Linked DNA regions of Mus musculus: region 1 is linked to region 2. Evidence: chromatin contacts called from ENCODE Hi-C data. All regions are on one chromosome and are shown on one strand. The core of a region is the stretch at or near the end of the contact, and the rest is flanking DNA. Distances in the headings are between cores, read along the strand shown.

Region 1 (5,997 bases), core at 3,347-5,846, 2.9 Mb before region 2:
TGCAAGTCCCTGATTCTGCGCCACCAAATTCCAATCAGTTGCTGCCCACTGGTGGTGTCAGGACAGAGGAAATGTGGAGCAAGGTCTTAGACAAGGGTTCCGTAGGTATCAACAACCGAGGTGTAAGACCCCCAAGACACAACCTGACGACAGATTGTTGCAATGGCAAGATGTTTATTGCTCCCATGCGTGCGCGCTCGGGGTTGCTCAGCCTCACAAGGAGAGTCAACCCCCAGCTCTAAAAGCACAGCTCTTTTTTTTTTTTTTTAAGATTTATTTATTTATTTAAGAAGTACACTGTAGCTGTCTTCAGACACTCCAGAAGAGGGCATCAGACATTGTTACGGATGGTTGTGAGCCACCATGTGGTTGCTGGGACTTGAACACTGGACCTTTGGAAGAGCAGTCGGGTGCTCTTACCCACTGAGCCATCTCACCAGCCCAAGCACAGCTCTTTTTATACTCTTTTTATGGAGGGTTGAATAGTCATATTGTGATTGGTCAGCAAAGCAGCAATATATTTGTAAATTCATTGGTCAGCTAATTAGTATCTCAGGGAATTTTGGTGGCAAGATCAGGGCACTTTGTGGTTTTCTTTGGAATTCAGTGCAGGGAAGGGCAGGAAATTTTTTCTGAGAACTAGTAATCTTGTTTTGGTGGCTGCAGACTTGGTCTGGTCATCTTCACCGCTAAATCTATGTTTCTACCCTAGGATACTGTTTCGGAGAACAGCTCAATTATTGAACTAGCAGGACTGGCTTATATAAATCAAGTCAGGGGAGAGGGAAGGTTACTTGACTCTGAGAGGCCAGGTGTCTAGCAAGGAAACAGAAGCCTAACTGACTTTATCAAGAATTAGCCTTTGGGCCTATGGAGTTGAGTAGGCCCAAGCCTGAACCTTCAGGAAAGGTCTGTACTTGAAACAATCAGGCTGGAGTGGTTTGGTTTCTCTGTGTAGCCTTAGCTGTTTTGGAATTTGCTCTGTAGGCCAGGCTGGCCTCATATTCAGAAATGCACCCGCCTCTGCCAGGATTAAAGGTATGCAGCACCACTGCACAGCTCAGGCTAGGCTTATGAGTGGCAGGTGAACCCTTGCCCACGGTGGTTGGCCATTTAGGGAGGAATGAAGAACAAATGGAGTCTCCAAATCACAAGACTCCTAAGAAATATGGGAGGTAGGTTTCTATCTCCTAATGGCTACCCTCCCAGTTTAAGTTCAGACAGCCATTTTAAGTACCTGCAGCAACCAAACCATAGGGCTGCTGTGCAACAGCCATCCTTTTGTTCAGAGGGGACAGGGACAGTCTGCGGGGTCAAAGCAGGTCAGGCTGGCAGGCGATGGTAGATCTGACGAAACCACAAGAAACATCGGGTTTACTCACTGTCAGGTAACTGCACTGGCTTTTCCTGGGGGGGGGGGGGGAACCTAGAGATAAGAAACAATCATTTATTAGAGATGAGAGACCAGTGGGCCTCGGGGTAGGGCTAGGGCCCTAGAGCGAGATTCCTGCATTGGAGATGGGTAGTGTCTGCCAGTTGGATGAAGATCTGGTGAGACTGTGGCCACCACCCCACCCCCACCAGACCATAGTTGCCAAGTTTACTCTGCTCATGCCTGGGAGCGCCACAGCGCATCATCGTGGACAATGTAAAGCTCTTTCACTCCATATATTCAAGACTCTTACTTGGAATTATGAGTTCTCTGAAAACATTAACTTTTTGCTTCATTTCTCTACAGAGCATTTGAACATAATGAGGCATTGACATGGTAGTTTAAATCACATAGGCTATTTGCTCATTCCAGCTACAGCTAGAGTACACATGGTGGGTATTAAGCCAGGACACCAAAAGGATCCTACCATACAACTCACTCTCCTGGGAGGACTAGATCTCTCAACTATGTGTTGGACAATTCTGAGCTGCCAAAGTTTAGGGCTCAGCAATTAGGAGCCCTGGCTGCCTGCTCTTCTTGGAGTTAGGTTCAATTCCTAGCAACCAAGTGTAACTCCAATTCCAGGGGGATTTGATGCCCTCTTCTGGCCTCCACGGGCACTGCACACACATGGTACAGACATGCAGGCAAAACATATAAAAAAGTTTTATAAATAAAACTAAAATTTTCAAAAAAAATTTCTTGATGCCCTCTTCTGGCCTCCAGGGGCACTGCACACATATGGAACAGACATGCAAGCAAACATAAAAGTAAAAATTTTATAAATAAAGCCAATTTTTTCAAAAGATCTTTTATGTTAACATTGTGACATGTTTCAGAGTAGGGCTGACGCATAGAAAACTAAATAATGGAACTTCGTTCTACAGACACAAAATTCTCATGCTCTCTATATACAATGAGAATGCCTCAGAATTCACCCGTTCCCGATATGAAGGGGAACAGGTAACCTAAAACCTTGACTCTACACACAGATGCCTACCTTCTCTTCTAGAAGTCGGACCAGTTCATCTCAAGCTCCAGAGCTGCAGAAGGAACACCAGAGGTAAGTACATCTGCAACCATTACTTAATAAATAAAGCAACACACCCATGTGTGGACTATGTTGACATTAACCATCTTTTAGTATAAATAGAACACTTAATGTACTACCCAGTACATTGGGTGGATCTACTCAGAAATGTTTGAACACAACTTGAAATGCAAAGCCATATCACCCTCTAAGTATTAAACATTCACCAACGCTCCCATTTATTACATTTATTATTTTGAGTGTGCACACACGTGTGCTAGCACACACATGAAGGTGCAAGAATAACTCTAGAGAGCTGGCTCTCTCCACCAGGTCCCAGAATCAAAGGTAACGGGCTTGGCACTGCTAAGCCCTCTCACTCCATTCTCCAACCCCTCATCTACTTTAAAAAGACATGGGGTGACTGCATTAAATTCCTGCCTGTTCTATTGGCCTCAGGTAAATCCTTTAACCCATCACAGCAGCGTATCCAGTCAGGTTAGAGTTCTCATCCTTGGCCAAGAACTGTTCCTGGAATTATGCCTGGAAAGCCAAACTTGCCATCTAACACATACCTTGAATTCATGATCATCCTGGACACAGCACTCATCTGCTCAAAAGAAAAAAGAACCAGCACTGTTACAAGCAGCAGCCACAGCTTCCTTCAGAAAGGACCTTCCTGGTGGCTCCTAGCTGCATCTGGTGATGGAAGGCCTGCCTCTGACTAGCATTTATTCCTGCACAGAGCTCTAATCTTCATACTGCTGACAGCTGGGAGTCCATTTTATTCCCTCTGGGCCATCTTTCCCACTATTTCCACCCCAGAAGCAAAAACTCTTAATGTTTAGAAGCAAATAGTACTGCAGGTAATAGCAGTACTCTTCCTTTAAGAAAGTGAAACATTTTCTCTGATTTCAAAACCAGAAGCAGCGTCAGATGTGTCTCCTGAGCCTGAATGAGGAAGGGAAAAATAACTCCTTACCTTAGAAGGTGGCTCATGCTGCCCTTCACTCTCGAAGGGGCTCAACAGAACCCTAACCTCTAACGGAAAGAAAACTACAACACAGGGAACTTGTTTACAAGAGCCCACAAGCCTATTTTTCCTCTAAAATGTCCTTTACCAGGCACAGTGGCTTATGTCCATAAATGCCAATACTTAGGGTCCTAGAGCACAAATATTCTCTGGGCCAGTATGACAATCTGTCTCAATAATCTAATAATCTTTTAAAAAGATTTATTTCTTCTATATGAGTGCACTGTTGCTATCTCCAGACAACACCAGAGGAGGGCATCAGATCTCATTACAGATGGTTGTGAGCCACCATGTGGTTGCTGAGAATTTAACTCGGGAACTCTAGAAGAGCTGTCAGTACTCTTAACCACTGAGTCATCTCTCCAACCATGATATTTACTTTTAATTGGTGTCTCAATCAGTCACCTCTTAAACAGGGAGGACTCCTGGGTGCTCGCTAAACACCTATACCCGGTCTTAGGAATTCCAAATCACGATTCCTAAATCATTGCTTATAAGTCACCTTGCTTAAGTGCTAATCCAGTGGCTCAGATTTCTCCCAGGACCCAAAACCCAGACAGGCTGGGTCTGTGTCAGCAGTAGGGTAATCCAGGTCCTGTAGGCAGAGGTCCCTGCTGGACTCGGTTGCAGGTATCCGCCTGAATATACCCTCAAACCTTAAAACAAATGAGCACAAAACAAAAAGCCCAGCCTTTGTGCCAAGCAGCAATTAAAGGACACGTGCGGCGGCGAGGACGCGCCTGCGTGGGCGAAATCACCCCTGCCCTTGCTGACACTGGGATTATCCTGCCTCCTGCTACTTTCCGAGCTCTGATCTCATTCGCTTCCTAAATAGTCGATGTCCCCGTCATCGGAGTCCTGGGCGGGCGGGAAGCCCCGAGTGTGCCCAGGACCCGGGCTGTCCGGACGCCGCGCCTCCATCCGAGAGGGGACAAATCCGGGCAGCGCAAGGCTGATCGCCTGTCCCACACAGAAGGGACGCGTATGGGCAGGGACCCGCGCCACGGGCGAGCGCCGTGAAAATCGCCAAGACCACGTGGCGTGGTCCTGGGACTCGCAATGGGGAGAGTACTTACCAGGAGCGCGCCGCGGCGGAAGAGCTGGGCGCCAGGGCGGGACCGAGTTTAAAACCGACCGGACATTGAGCACCGGGGCTCAGCCAACCAGAGTGGCCCAGCGCCCCTCCTGCCCGCCCCTTCCCCCGTTCCCGCCTGACTCCAGCGCCGGCCCTCACGCGCCCCCTGGCGGCACCAGAGCCACTGGCCCCGCCCGCTTCCCCAAAAAGACTTAAACTATGTCTGTCTGTGATATTTGCATGTGCTCAAAATGCCAGACATAGGTGTCAGCTTCCCTGGAGCTGGACTCACAGACAGCTGTGAGCCTCCTAAATTGAATGCTGGGAACTAAATTCAGGTCCTCTACAAGAACAGAACACTGTTTAAGCGGCAAACCATCTCTCTAGCCATGTAAAAACAAAACGTAAACCAACCAAACAGACCAAAACATCCGCCATTAAATTCCTGCTACATCCTGCCACAAGTAAGCCACCTTTTATTTCTCCTTATAGCAACAGCCCTCAAAAGAGTTGCCTACTCTTTGTGTGCTCTTGGTATGTTAAGCGTCACAGGCCACTGAGGAACTGAAAAGTAAGACACCACCATGGTACCACTTACACACTTATCAAAACGCCTGCACCCCAGACCCCACTCATCCATTGCTTGTGGGAACGCAAGAGGAGAATTCAGAAGACAGTGGTGTAAGAAGGAACCAACTGAAGCCATTTGGAACAGGCCTTAACTCAAAGTTTAAGTTCCCAAGACCTCCCTGGGTAACTGACTTCCTGCTTGGTGAGTAGAAGCATGGATGCTAGGTGAGTGCACTTCAACATGAACGCTGCAGTTGAGTCCTGTAGGAACAGAGTAAGTGCACCACAAAGACGTGCTCTTAAGGAAGTCCCCTACCCCTAAGTCCTGATTGGTGGGATAACTTAGCACAGACGTTTATGGATTTCAAGCTTAAAAGCCCCGTACCATTCTGGCTTGGGGTTGCAGTTCAGTTCCTGAGTCTCTTCTATGGCCCTGATTGATCAGCAGCAGCCCGAGTGCAATACATCTTTGTCATCTGCTTAAATACTTACTAAGATGTTCGAAGACGCAGTCAGACGGAGTCTGTGCTGCTGTTCCTAACTGGTTGATTTTTGCTGCCTAATTCAAATAAAGATCTTGCTTTGGGGGGACTCTTGAACCTGCTCGGGTTGTTTTGGATTTTTAGACCCCAACACAAGAACATATCTATAGGCACCTTAAACTGTTTCTCTATTTGTTTCTCAGTATGTGTACGTGAGTGTCTTTGTGTTTGTGCTCGTGTTGCCCATGCACGTGGAGGTCACAGGTTGGTGTTTCTTTCCCTCAATTATTCTCCACATTATTTTTTGAGACAAGTTCTATCACTGGGCGTCACTGACTCAGCTAGACTCTTCACTAGTCCTCCCCGCCCTGCAGA
Region 2 (5,925 bases), core at 122-2,621:
CAAGCTCAATTTAAAGCCTCCAAACGGTGGGTGATTTTTATCTTCACGATCGGAAGTGATCCAAGTTCCAGCTCTGCAGAAAACTCTCTTTTAAAGTACGAACTTTTACGACCTTAGTTAAAATAAGGCAACTTTTCACCATTTCTGCCTTTGCTGATCGGACTCTCGACAAATTTTCTCCGAGACGAGCAACCCAGAACTCGTTTTTCAGAACCTGCAGAAGGGACCCAAGCCACCTCAAGGTAAAAAGAGAGAGCGGTACAAACAAGGCAAAGTCTTTGAGCGAACGGCAGCGCTACCTCGGTCCGGGCAGATTCGGGGCTCCCGAGCGACGGTCGGGAGATCCTCCCTTCTCAGCGAGCTCTCCATCAGCCGCGCCGAAAAGACCTCTGACCTCCAAATGAAGGTCCGCTCGGTGACCCCACCCCGACGGCTTCTGTCCGCGTCTTTGATTGGTTTGTTCCGGGATCTCTCAGTTTAGCGCGCCCAATGGGAGCTCGGCCTGGACCTAGGCACCCCGCCCCGCGCCCCCGCTCCGGGGAGCGGCGGAGAGTAAATACAACAGGAGCGCAAAATGGCGGAACCGCCGAACCCAGCTCGCGGCGCCGTGGCTCTCCTCTCTGAGAAGGAAGCATCTGGCAAAGTACAGCCTTCCTCGCGGGAGCCGCCGGGCTCTATGTCTGCCAAGAAGGTTCGCACCGAGGAGAAGAAGGCGCCGCGGAGAGTGAACGGGGAGGGGGGCAGCGGCGGGAACGGCGGGCAGCTGCAGCCCCAGAGCTTCGGCAGCCCGGCGGCGTGGAGCTTCGCGGCTCGGCCCGCCGCCTCCTCCTCGTCCACCTCTCGGAGCTGTTACTCTTTCTCCGCCAGCCCGAGCGTCTCCTCAGCCTCCGCTTCCTCGTCTCAGCCGCTGCCGCGCAAACTGCTGGTCACTCCCTCGCTGCTGCACGCTCAGCCTCACCGCGTCCTGCTCCCGCCCGTCGCTCCGCCGGCCGCCGCCAAGCCGCGCAGACCCAAGGAGAAGCGCGAGAAGGAGAAGCGGAGGCAGCACGGCCTCGGCGCCGCCGCCCGGGATGAGAACGGCGAGGCGAAGCCGCTGCCGCGAGGTGGGTGCCGCGCGGGGGAGGGGAGCGCCGGCGGCCGGCGGGGCTGCAGCCTTCCGCGGGGCCAGAAGTAAATGGAGCCTGGAGTTTCGGTCGCCGACCGGGGGGATGGCTGAAACTCCTGGTTTTCGGTGTCGGTTTCGCCTTCCAGTTAACGCGCAGCAGGACGCGCGTGAAGGAGTGGGTCTAGAGGACCCCGCTCCCCGGTGTGTTTTTGGCTGGGGAGGCAGAAGAGAACAGGTCTTTTAAAGATTACGAAAGGGATCGGACTGGATCGCAGGAAATTCATGTTTGCGACGCAGCTTCCAACGCCAGAATATCCTGTCCAAAAAAAAAAAAAAAAAAAAGTGGGTGGTCGGGTGTATTGGCGGAAGCTGGAAGCTCCCAGGGACCACGGGGACCAGGATGTTTCATCCCTACTAGGGAGATGAGGTCGTGCGCAGGGCACCAAGTGTGCGGTTTCTGAGGTGCCCACATTCCATATTGTTAAAGTGTTTTGCGTGGTCCTGTTTTAAATACTACCCTTCAGAAGCTTTCAGCCATATTCTTTTTTTTTTTTTTTCTTCTTTCTTTCTCGTTCAGCAAATGATAAAATCGGATGTTTTGACGTCTTTTGGCCAGATCAAGTGGCTTCAGAGTGTTTCTGCCGGGGGTGGGGTGGGGTGGGGGGGGGGAATTCCCAACTGTTTTTCAGTTTTCTTTTGTAATGTAAGCTAGCAGAGTTTTCCGTATTTTCTTTAAAATGAGGGGTCATTCTAGTCATCTGTGGATATGTAGAGATCTGACTAATACAAAGTGGATATGGGTTGGAAAGTAGATCTTTAGGTGATCACGAGGTTATATAAATATACGTTGTCATTGTCACACATTGTTGTGAAGTATTCCGTTCTGTTTTGGAATGCTGGTGAAATGCCAGTAACCTTGCTGATCTAATGGTACCTTAGATCTTGAAAAATTATCTGAATAGAAAAGTTCATCATTCACAATGTAAAAGAATGCTAACATCTAAGCCAAGCTAATGGTTCGGTGTACCCTTGTTCCCAGTGTAACGCTCTCCTAGGGAGTTGGAGCATTGCCTTAGGAATGCTTTGAGGATGAAATTTAGTTTCCTTCTGCTTAGGAGTTCTAGATGGTTAGTATTTTAAATCTCTATGTTGCAGTGGTTAAATATAAGATTTAAGTTATAAAATGCTGCAGAGTCTGTCCATGTGCAGTTTGGTATCATTCTTCCTTGGGTAAGCTGCGCTTTTGCTTTTCCTGAGTTCTCTGCAGAAGTGAGTGTAGGTATTACATTGTTGGAGTTTTTGAGTGGTGATAGTACCGGCCTAAAATGTGAGATATATCGATATATCTATATGACTTAGTGAGATGTCTGTTAATGGTGATTTTTTACAGTCTTAACTAACATTTAAAATCTATTTGGGAAGGTTAAAATGGAAAGATCAATTTTGTTTTGCCCAAATCCAAGGTTATTTCCCCATGACTTAGAAAGTCTGTAAAGCTAATTGACCATGTTCGTGAGGCAGAATAAAGACAAGATGCAGAACTGAAAGGAAAAAAAAAATCCGTTTGGGAACGTTAAGATGGTTCAGGCACTTACTGTGTAGCTTGACCACCTGATTTTAATTCCCAGGGTCCCTAAGATGGGGAGAATCAGCTCTCCATATGTTGTCCTCTGATCTCCATAGGTCAGCTGTGACACTAGTGTGCCCTTCCAATAAATGTAGTAATCCCTCAGACTTAAACAGTGATAGTCTTTACATCAAGATGTGGGGAAGAGAGTTCCCATGACCTATATGGGATGATTAGATGTTGATGTTTTGTCTTCAAGACAGGGTCTCTTGTATAGCCCCGGTTGTCCTAGAATCACTATGTAGACTGGGGTGACTTCAGAGGATCTGCCTGCCCTCCTGAGTGCTGGGATTTGCAAAGGCATGGGCCACCACACCTGGCTGTATATTCACCACTAACTTTAAATACTTTTATTTTCTTTTGGACAGAAGGACAGAAACACTTATTTTATTGAGAAAAGATTAAATTTAAAAAGATAGCTTTTCATTATTTTGTTGGACTCTAGAGTTTGAGTTTAACTGAATTTGGGTCCTGCTTTAACAAAAAAGTGGTAGCAAAGTATCAGGGTCTAGGTGCGTTTGTTTTACAGGTGCAGTTCAAGTATACACATACTGATTTACAGGACAGTGTTTATTTTCTGTGCATTATATACAGATCTTCCAGAGTGGATGACAGGTGATTAGTTTTTCTTTTTTTTTTTTAAAGATTTACTTATTTTTATTTGAGTACATAGTCGCTATCTTCAGACACACCAGAAGAGGGCGTCAGATCACATTACAGATGGTTGTGAGCCATCATGTGGTTGCTGGGAATTGAACTCAGGACCTCTGGAAGAGCAGTCAGGGCTCTTAACCTCTAAGGCATCTCTCCAGCCCCCAGGTGATTAGTGTTTGAAGTATATACTTTTTAAATGACTCTCTAAGTTGGCTGTCATAGCTCAGTAACTCCTTGATTACCCAGAGCTCATTGATTGAATGGACTTAGTATCAGAAATCAGGTATAAAGACATTTAAGAAAAGTAGATTGTAGTTCTGCATCTCTAAACATTTGCTCTTGTATTTTGTTGTTGTTTGTTTGTTTGTTTGTTTGTTTTTCGAGACAGGGTTTCTCTGTATAGCCCTGGCTGTCCTGGAACTCACTTTGTAGACCAGGCTGGCCTCGAACTCAGAAATCCGCCTGCCTCTGCCTCCCAAGTGCTGGGATTAAAGGCGTTTGCCACCATGCCTGGCTCATATAAGGGTCCAAAGAATCCTTAGAAATGGCCTTTGTCGTTTGTCTTCATTTATTATGTTTGTAGTTCTGGCTGGCCAACTCACCATGTAGAACAATCTGGCTTCAGTCTGTGATCCTTGTGCCTCAACCTCTTCAGTGCTGGGATTACAGGTGTGAGCCACTACATCTGGTTAGATCTTTTTCCACTGGCAATCAACTTAACAGAAAACATTCAGATAAAATAAACATGTATTTGAAACAACCTGAAACAACATTGAGTGAATGTTGAATCTGAAGCATGTTTATTTATTACATATATAACCCAACAATAAATTAAAGGCGAGTCAATTGTAACCCACCTTTAAAGCTAGCAGGGATCAATGAGCAGGTCAAACAATGTTCCAAGTCTAGGCTCCTGAGTACAGAGCTAGTGTGTTATGCACCTATAATCTCCAAGGCTGCCTGCTGATAGCTGTTATGTAGAATTTTTCAGGTTTTAAATTAAAGAGTGTTGTGTAGTTCAGGCTGGCCCTGAATCAGCTGTGTTCTGTTCCCTGAGAGTCCTGACTGCTGAGATTGCAGACAAGGGCCACCATGCCTGACTGATTTTTTTTTTTTCCCCCTTGTGACAAGGTTTCTCTGTGTAGACTTGTAACCCTGGCTGTCTTAGAACTCATTCTTCAGACCAGGCTGGCCTCGAACTCAGAGATCTGTTAAAAGGTGTGTCCACCTGGCTTCTGACTGGGTTTTTTAAATTACAAAGTAACCAGAGAAGTTAGTAAATTTTTCTGTAACAGCAAATAAGTTTTGATTTGAAAAGTATAGAGCTGGGCATGATGACGCATGTTGTAATCTGAGCATTTGACAGGGAGCTAGAGAGTTTGGGGCCGTAGGCCAGGCTGAGCTATCTAGTGAGACTCTTTCCTTTAAAAAAGAAAAGTGGAAGGGGCTGGAGAGATGGCTCAAGGGATAAGAGCACTGACTGCTCCTCCAGAGGTCCTGAGTTCAATTCCCAGCAACCACATGGTGGCTTACAACAAACCATCTGTAATGGGATCCGATGCCCTCTTCTGGTGTGTCTGAAGACAGTGACCCTGTACTCACATACATAAAATATATAAATCTTTAAAGAAAAAGTGGAATGTAAAACTGCAGTACTGTAGGTATTATGCAGTTTCATACATTTCAGTAATGAATAGTTTTTGTGCGTTTCTGTGTGTTTGTGTGGTTGGTGTGGGTGGTGCAATTTGCATGGTGCATTCTTGTGGTGCGTGCCTGTGTAGAGGCCAGAGCAGGACTTTGGTCTTCTATTGTTACCTACGTCAGTGCCTTGAGATAGGCACTCACTGAACTGGAAGACCTGTCTGTGGCCAAGGCGACAGGCCTTAGCGCTCTAGGGAGCCACCTGTCCCCTAAGTGGTTGGGGTTACAGCCACACTCAACCATGCCTGGCTTTGTACATAGGTACTGGGCATTTGAACTCAAGTCCTCTTGGGTGATCATCAAGGCGTCTTAACCACTGAGCCCAAGGTTATAGGGTAGAGTTTTCATCTTGATTGGCACTGAGATAGATAGTTTACTAAGATTGTATTTTGAGATGAGTGTTTGAATATTCTAGCCCCCCCCCCCCCAAAATCCTTCTGCATGCTCCCATCTGGAATGCTTCCTCTTAACTGCCTGCTGCATAAGCTGTCCACCCTGGAACTGGAGCTCACGGACATCCTGGGTGTCCTTTCCTTGCTGCTGTGTTGTTTCTCTGGATCCCATGCCTTCTAGTTGACCATCCATCCATCCAAACATCCTACTGTCAGTACTGTAAGGAGTATATGAGTTTTGGATTTTTGTTTTTGGTTTTTTTTTTTTTTTTTTTTGGTTTTGGTTTTGGTTTTTCGAGATAGGGTTTCTCTGTGTAGCTCTGGCTGTCCTGGAACTTACTCTGTAGACCAGGCTGGCCTCGAACTCAGAAATCCGCCTGCCCCCGCCTCCCGAGTGCTGGGATTAAAGGTGTGGCCACCACGCCTGGCTGGATTTTGTTTTGACC

Evidence for each region. A loop is a pair of places that touch in the nucleus more often than their neighbours do.
Region 1: a loop to region 2 is called in a map of T-helper 2 cell, with 7 times the contacts of the local background. The contact joins the promoter of 2700038G22Rik here to the promoter of A630072M18Rik in region 2. A Hi-C loop is called at or near these places in 2 of 37 maps with a recorded cell type or tissue (T-helper 17 cell and T-helper 2 cell).

The regions. Positions count from the first base shown.
Region 1 is chr5:23,849,196-23,855,192 of GRCm38, reverse strand. It overlaps 2700038G22Rik (RIKEN cDNA 2700038G22 gene), which reads right to left and starts at 4,596. Exons shown (of 4, transcript NR_045042.1): 1 at 4,572-4,596; 2 at 3,038-3,072; 3 at 2,433-2,475; 4 at 160-1,407. Gm42228 (a long non-coding RNA gene) reads left to right here and starts at 2,154. Exons shown (of 2, transcript XR_880875.3): 1 at 2,154-2,495; 2 at 5,063-5,739. Snord93 (small nucleolar RNA, C/D box 93) reads right to left here and starts at 2,960; the gene lies at 2,916-2,960.
Region 2 is chr5:20,946,435-20,952,359 of GRCm38, reverse strand. It overlaps A630072M18Rik (RIKEN cDNA A630072M18 gene), which reads right to left and starts at 1,371. Exons shown (of 1, transcript NR_030699.1): 1 at 1-1,371. Rsbn1l (round spermatid basic protein 1-like) reads left to right here and starts at 538. Exons shown (of 8, transcript NM_001080977.1): 1 at 538-1,103. The coding sequence starts at 575.